Linked DNA regions of Homo sapiens: region 2 is linked to region 1. A link is a contact called in ENCODE Hi-C data. All regions are on one chromosome and are shown on one strand. The core of a region is the stretch at or near the end of the contact, and the rest is flanking DNA. Distances in the headings are between cores, read along the strand shown. Region 1 overlaps ZDHHC14 (zDHHC palmitoyltransferase 14). Region 2 has its middle 290 kb from the start of QKI.

Region 1 (2,783 bases), core at 259-2,758:
CACGGAAAGAGGCAAGTGACTGATTCTGGAGTGAATTTTTGCTGCACTTGCTGGGGAGCAAAGCTGTCCTGGAGAAGAGCGTGTCAGCCAGGAAGCGGGGCCGACTGTTGCCACATCAGTTGCCTACACAACAGCTACAGTACACCTTCTTCAAAAGCCTGTGGGGCAGCAGGTGCCCGGCTGAAGACCACTTATCCCAGAGAGATGGCCAACCACCACGTCCTCGTGAATCACCTTTGCAATCTGCTTCTGTAAACGCCACGTTGTTAGAACGTCTTAAAATATTGATATCAAAGATATCTAATGGCTTATAAAAGTTATCCTTATACAATTTCAATGAAAATATGCAAAATACAAAATTGGATGTACATTGGGATCTTAATATATATAGGAATTATAAGGAAATATAAACAAGTTTTTTTTTGTGATTGGACTGGCAAGTAATTTTAGTTTTTTTCTCTGTACGTTTCTGATATTCCCTATGATGAGCATGTGTTACCTTTATAATTAGAAGAAAAAAAATCAGTAAATGTCATTACATAAACTCTAGCATTAATAGATATGCATTCAGCAAACATTTATTAAGCAGTACTTCTTACTCATTGCCTTGGCCTTGGCAAATCACGAATTCTCTCTAGGGGCTTTGTGTTTTCATCTGGATAATGGGATCCCACGGCCTTGCCTGACTCACAGAAGCATTATGAGGAACGGATGCATTAACCTGAAGAAGCTGTGAAAATAGCAGATTGCTTATCCAAGCACAACATTATGAGGCGTGGCGTGTCTAATCACGAACCCACTAGAACATGAGAAAGAAGAAATTGAACAAGACTGTAATGAGTTGTTTGGAATGGAAGCCCATAAGAAACTAAAACCAAAAAATAGTCAGCATTTAAATGCAGAGTGCAGAAGGACATTTCGGGGAGCCCAGGTCCTCAGAGCGTGGGGGTGTTAGCTGCCCTGTGCAAGGCGGTCCTTTATTGGAAATCGCCTCAGAGAGCATTGCTGAGTGTGGCTTCTTGCAACTACACCTGAGAACGACATTCACTCTGCTTCATTGAAAACAATCTATCCCGTGTGTGGAAGAAGCATGCCTTGCTGGGGTCAGGGCCAGGGACAAAGCTCAGAGGCCATGCTGAGTTTTCATCAAACACCTGCTGAGCAGCTGGCACGTGCCAGGACACGGTCTAGGCTGAAGGCTGCCATCGTAGTGCAGAATAGAATCCCGTGGAGGTTGGAAATGTTTACCTGCTTGCTTTTTTTCTTACCGTGTGTATTATTTTCAGTAATAAAATGTATACATATACAAGTGAGCACCTTCCCCTGGAAATTCTGACTCAGCAGGTAGAGTGTCCGACGGGCGCGCATGTGAGACCTGCTGTCCCGGCGCTCAGATACACATGGGGGACAAAAATGACAAAGCAGCCACCCTCAGTTTATAATTAGGAAACAGAAACTATACACGCACACCTGGCACAGAGCAGGTGCTCTCACCCAGACCTCTTGAATTGTTGAGTTGAATTTATTTATTTATTTGAGATGGAGTTTCACTGTTGTCACCCAGCCTGGAGTGCAGTGGCGTGATCATGGCTCACTTTAACCTCCACCTCCTGGTTTCAAGTGATTCTGCCTCCACCTCCCAAGTAGCTGGGATTATAGGTGTGCACCACCACACCCGGCTATTTTTTGTATTTTTTGTAGATAAGTGGGGTTTTCACCATGTTGGCCTCCCAAAGTGCTGGGATTACAGGTGTGAGCCACTGTGCTGGGCCCTGAATTTAAAAGTTAAACGCAGAATACATAGATGTTCTCAGAGGGTTAGATACTTTTTTTCCCTTAGTATCTGAGGTTTTTGTGGGTTCAGTGAGAAACCTGGGTGTTTATAACATATAAACAAAATGATTTCAGTTCCTCAACTCACACAGCTTTTCACAGGGAAGGGGCAGAAGATGCAGCTTGAAGGTATCCAGAAAACATGTGTGGGGCAGTCAGACGGAGCAGCTGCAGCCTGGGGGCGTAGGGGCTGTGGGGACCTGCAGTAGCCTGGTTGGCAACCATGAGAAGAGAGAGGAAGGGCCTATAAGTCAGTCCATCTGTGACCACAACACCCACAGCCCTGGGCAATGAAGGGCAGAAGTGGGGACCAGGGATGCCCAACTGGGGTTTAGCCGTGAGAACAGCTGGTGCAGCCTCAGAGAAGGCGCTGCAGAAGCTCCCAGGGTGGACGCTGGGACTCCTGGGCCAGAAGCTCTGTGAGCGTGGCGAGGGGTCTCTGCCTTGTTCCGCTGTCCCTGGCTGGCCCCTCATTTTCTGTTGGTGGGGCCAGGGCTGCTGCTGGGCTCTCCATGCGATTCTCTAGGCAGATTTGGGGTGGGGGCTCCCGAGAGGGTCTGTGAAGACTACCACTTCTCCAGGTACAGAGAGGGAGGGGACCCTAAGCTGCTGCCTCTCGCTGAGGTCAGCAGACACTCGATGAGCCACCTGAGCAGCTCATTCGCAGGCAGGTTCCAGGCCCAGTCCTGAGCTCACCACCCAGAGTCTGTTGGAGACAGGACCTGGGAATCTGCATCTAGCACAGTAATGTTTGAGAGTCACTGACTTAAAATATCCTCACATATATAGGGAGCGTTTTATGTGTGTGAAGTGTAGTGCTGTGGAGAGGGGCAGCCTCCTCAGAAAATGGAGGTTGTGTCAGCTAGGAAGCTGCTCAGGACAACGGTTCCCTCCCGCCTCCCACCGCCCCCCAAGCACCCACTGTGCCCAGGTCAAGGAAGAACCTAGAA
Region 2 (2,700 bases), core at 145-2,644, 6.1 Mb after region 1:
TACTTTATTTGCTCCTCTCTCCCATAACTCTAGAATTAGGGTACATTAGAAGCTATCCGTAAACTCCAGTGAGGACATGTGATAAATTTAAGCTGGAGCATTTAAAACGAGCTGGGAGAGTAGAGAGAGAAGTAAAAGCAGCCATTTGTGATGTGGGTGGCAGTTTTTAGAAAGTGTCTGTGGAGGGCTAGTGGCTTGGCATGAGGAAAGAGAGGCGTTCCTCAGTGTTGTCCACAGAACAGACACTCCTGTGACAGATGTGATCTTCAGGCAAAGTGGTGCTCGTGCACAGGCTTACGTTAGCACACCTGCTGGTGCAGAATGGTAGGAGAAATATTTCCCCAAAGGACAGAATGCGGATGGCTGGACAGAAACCACTGGGGGAAGGTTCCTGGGAGGAATTCCAGAATGTTTTCTCTGGCAAATAGGACAGAGGAGGCAGAAAAGCAAACCGGATCTCACTCCAAGTCTTTATGGACACAGATGGAAAGGAGAGCAGGAAGAAATCACAGGTCACACGGTGGGAGACACGGTGTAGCTGAGGGTAACCTAGTCGTGTTTAGGTGTGACAAATGACTTGCACTGTTTGCCAGACAACAGTGCCCCCCCATCCCCCACGGGGGTGTAATTCCACTAGTGACACTGATTCAGTTTCCAAAAGAAGCAAAACTCTTCTGCTATAAGATTCTTGATTTGTAAGAGTTTCCCCAGCTCAGTGCTTCCCCTTAGCTTTTTCCTTTTTCATCTCTAAGAGGTTATCACTTCTCAAAAACAAGAGTGCTTTGCCACTTCTCTAGTAGCAAGGTATGAAAACATGCTCTAAAATACTTACTTCCTCCAGCTGCACTGCTGCAGGCGGCCGCCTGAGGGATGGAGATGTTCTGGGCTCAGGGTGGACGGGCCTCTAGACAGAGCTATGGACCCTTCTCCAAAGCTGTGCACGAGGGACGTAGATTGGCATAAGATGCTACACAGAAAACCTGTCGTCTAGATTATTCACGTGGTGGAAAACCTCCATTGGGGCATATTACCATAGAAGGGAAAAGGGTCTGTTCTCTCCACCACAAGCAATGGAGAATGTCCCATATCAAAGATAAGTTTGCAGCCAAGGTGGCCTTCATTGGTAACAGGTTCCATAATTGGCAATGATAGGTATTTTCCTTGCCTCGAAACACAGTCAAGAGGGGAGAGTGTGAGAAGCCAGGGACTTAGGACAGGAGGTGAGGTGATGAGTCATTTTGGTTTCTCAGAGCTGACCTCTGTTGTATTTTTATTTGGGGGTTCAGTCTCTGGCTTGAGGGCTCTTCAGAAAGGAGAGCTTACTTTTGTCACGGAAGGAGGGATGGAGACCTCACCCTTTTGCATGGCCAGCTGGAGCCCCAGGTGTCGCGTGTCCAGCTCGTGGGTGGCATGATGTCATGTTTGTTGACCACGTTGGACCTCATTCTGTCCCGAGAACTTAACTGGGCTAGGAGTTGTGAAACCAGATTTCTTGTTATTTGCTTAGACTTGCTTTTTTTTTTTTTTCCCCATATCCACAAAATGAGAATCCTGGGCTTTTAGTATAATAAGGATTGAAAAATGATTATAAAATACAAGGCAAAAAGATCCATGCTATTTAAATGTTTACTATTATTTTGAGATTCATTTTATGTGCCATACTGCTTTACAAATAGTCTGTAATATTTTAATACAGCACTTTATCTTCGTAATCAAATCTTGAGAAGGCCCCCTATAGCTAATCTTTCTCAAAATCGGCTTAATTTATTAGTGGATAACTATACTTAGGCCTCTTTCTAGAACCTTATGAAGTTTGACATGCACTATTTTTAGACATTACGGGTTCTCTTACTGAGACGCTCCAAAGGGAACAGTGGGGGCAGATGTCCTCCAGGAACCTTGGCAATAAATCCCCCTGGGTGCATGACCTGGGGTCACCAAAACTGCCTGCTACCCAGCAGCAGCAGAAGGGAGACCCAGGTTGGCAGCTGGAGTGACTGACAGTGATTTCCTTTCTGTTCAGTGATGAGCCCACCATGAAGAAAGGGCACGAATCTGCTTCCTCTCTCCCTGTCCTGGGAACGGTGCCTGCCCGTGATGGTATCCTCAGGCCCCCCTCTCTGCGCCAGCAAGATGTCCCAGGGGACGTCTGTGCATTCAGCCAGGTGACCACTAGAATAAAATGTTCTCTAGGACCACCTAAGAGGTAACCCTATATTGGAGATACTGAGGAGAGAGGCCGGGGTGGCTGATAGGGTGGGGAGGCACCATCTGTCTGAGTGCACCCTCCCCTGAGACCCTCAGGGTGTCCTGGGGAGACCAGCAGGTTGGAAGTCCTACGCTTTGAAATTTTTAATTAAACAGGAACCTTTGAAGGAAGCTTTTGATTGTTAGTAACATCCTGACTTGCTCCCCCCATGTGACAGGCTCCCCTTTGTGTGTGGCCCCTCCTGAGTCCACATCCTTCATAAGGAGCGGCTTTACCTCCCTTCCTGTAGGAGAGGAAGCCAGGGCTGTGGCCCAGGGAGGGAGGGGAGGCAGCCACTTCTCTCTTCAGTGCAGTTCATTCCAGTTTGGCTCTGACTGTGGCCAAGCAGGGAAGGGGTGCAGGATGGAAGGCAGCAGCGTGTACTTAGGCAGCTCAGTCAATGGAGCCCCCACGTCTCATCCCCTGCCAACCCTGGGCTCTTCCTGGCTGGA

What was found. A loop is a pair of places that touch in the nucleus more often than their neighbours do. Pooled maps may share reads with other maps.
Region 2: a map with no recorded cell type shows a loop between it and region 1 (12-fold over the local background). The contact joins two enhancer-like sites. A Hi-C loop is called at or near these places in 2 of 37 single-sample maps with no recorded cell type and 1 of 50 pooled maps.

The regions. Positions count from the first base shown.
Region 1 is chr6:157,560,143-157,562,925 of GRCh38, forward strand. The region is part of intron 2 of ZDHHC14 (zDHHC palmitoyltransferase 14); the gene reads left to right. Among named protein-coding and RNA genes, the nearest start is that of MIR3692, 32 kb to the left of the region's middle. RefSeq lists enhancers at 1,266-1,395, 1,673-2,646, 1,756-1,835, 1,956-2,035. Within about 2 kb of position 1,509, at least 6 of the 41 ENCODE cell types and tissues checked have a DNase peak (open chromatin) inside an H3K27ac peak, as active enhancers do.
Region 2 is chr6:163,707,337-163,710,036 of GRCh38, forward strand. No RefSeq gene overlaps it. Among named protein-coding and RNA genes, the nearest start is that of QKI, 290 kb to the left of the region's middle. RefSeq lists an enhancer at 998-1,117. Within about 2 kb of position 1,395, at least 7 of the 41 ENCODE cell types and tissues checked have a DNase peak (open chromatin) inside an H3K27ac peak, as active enhancers do.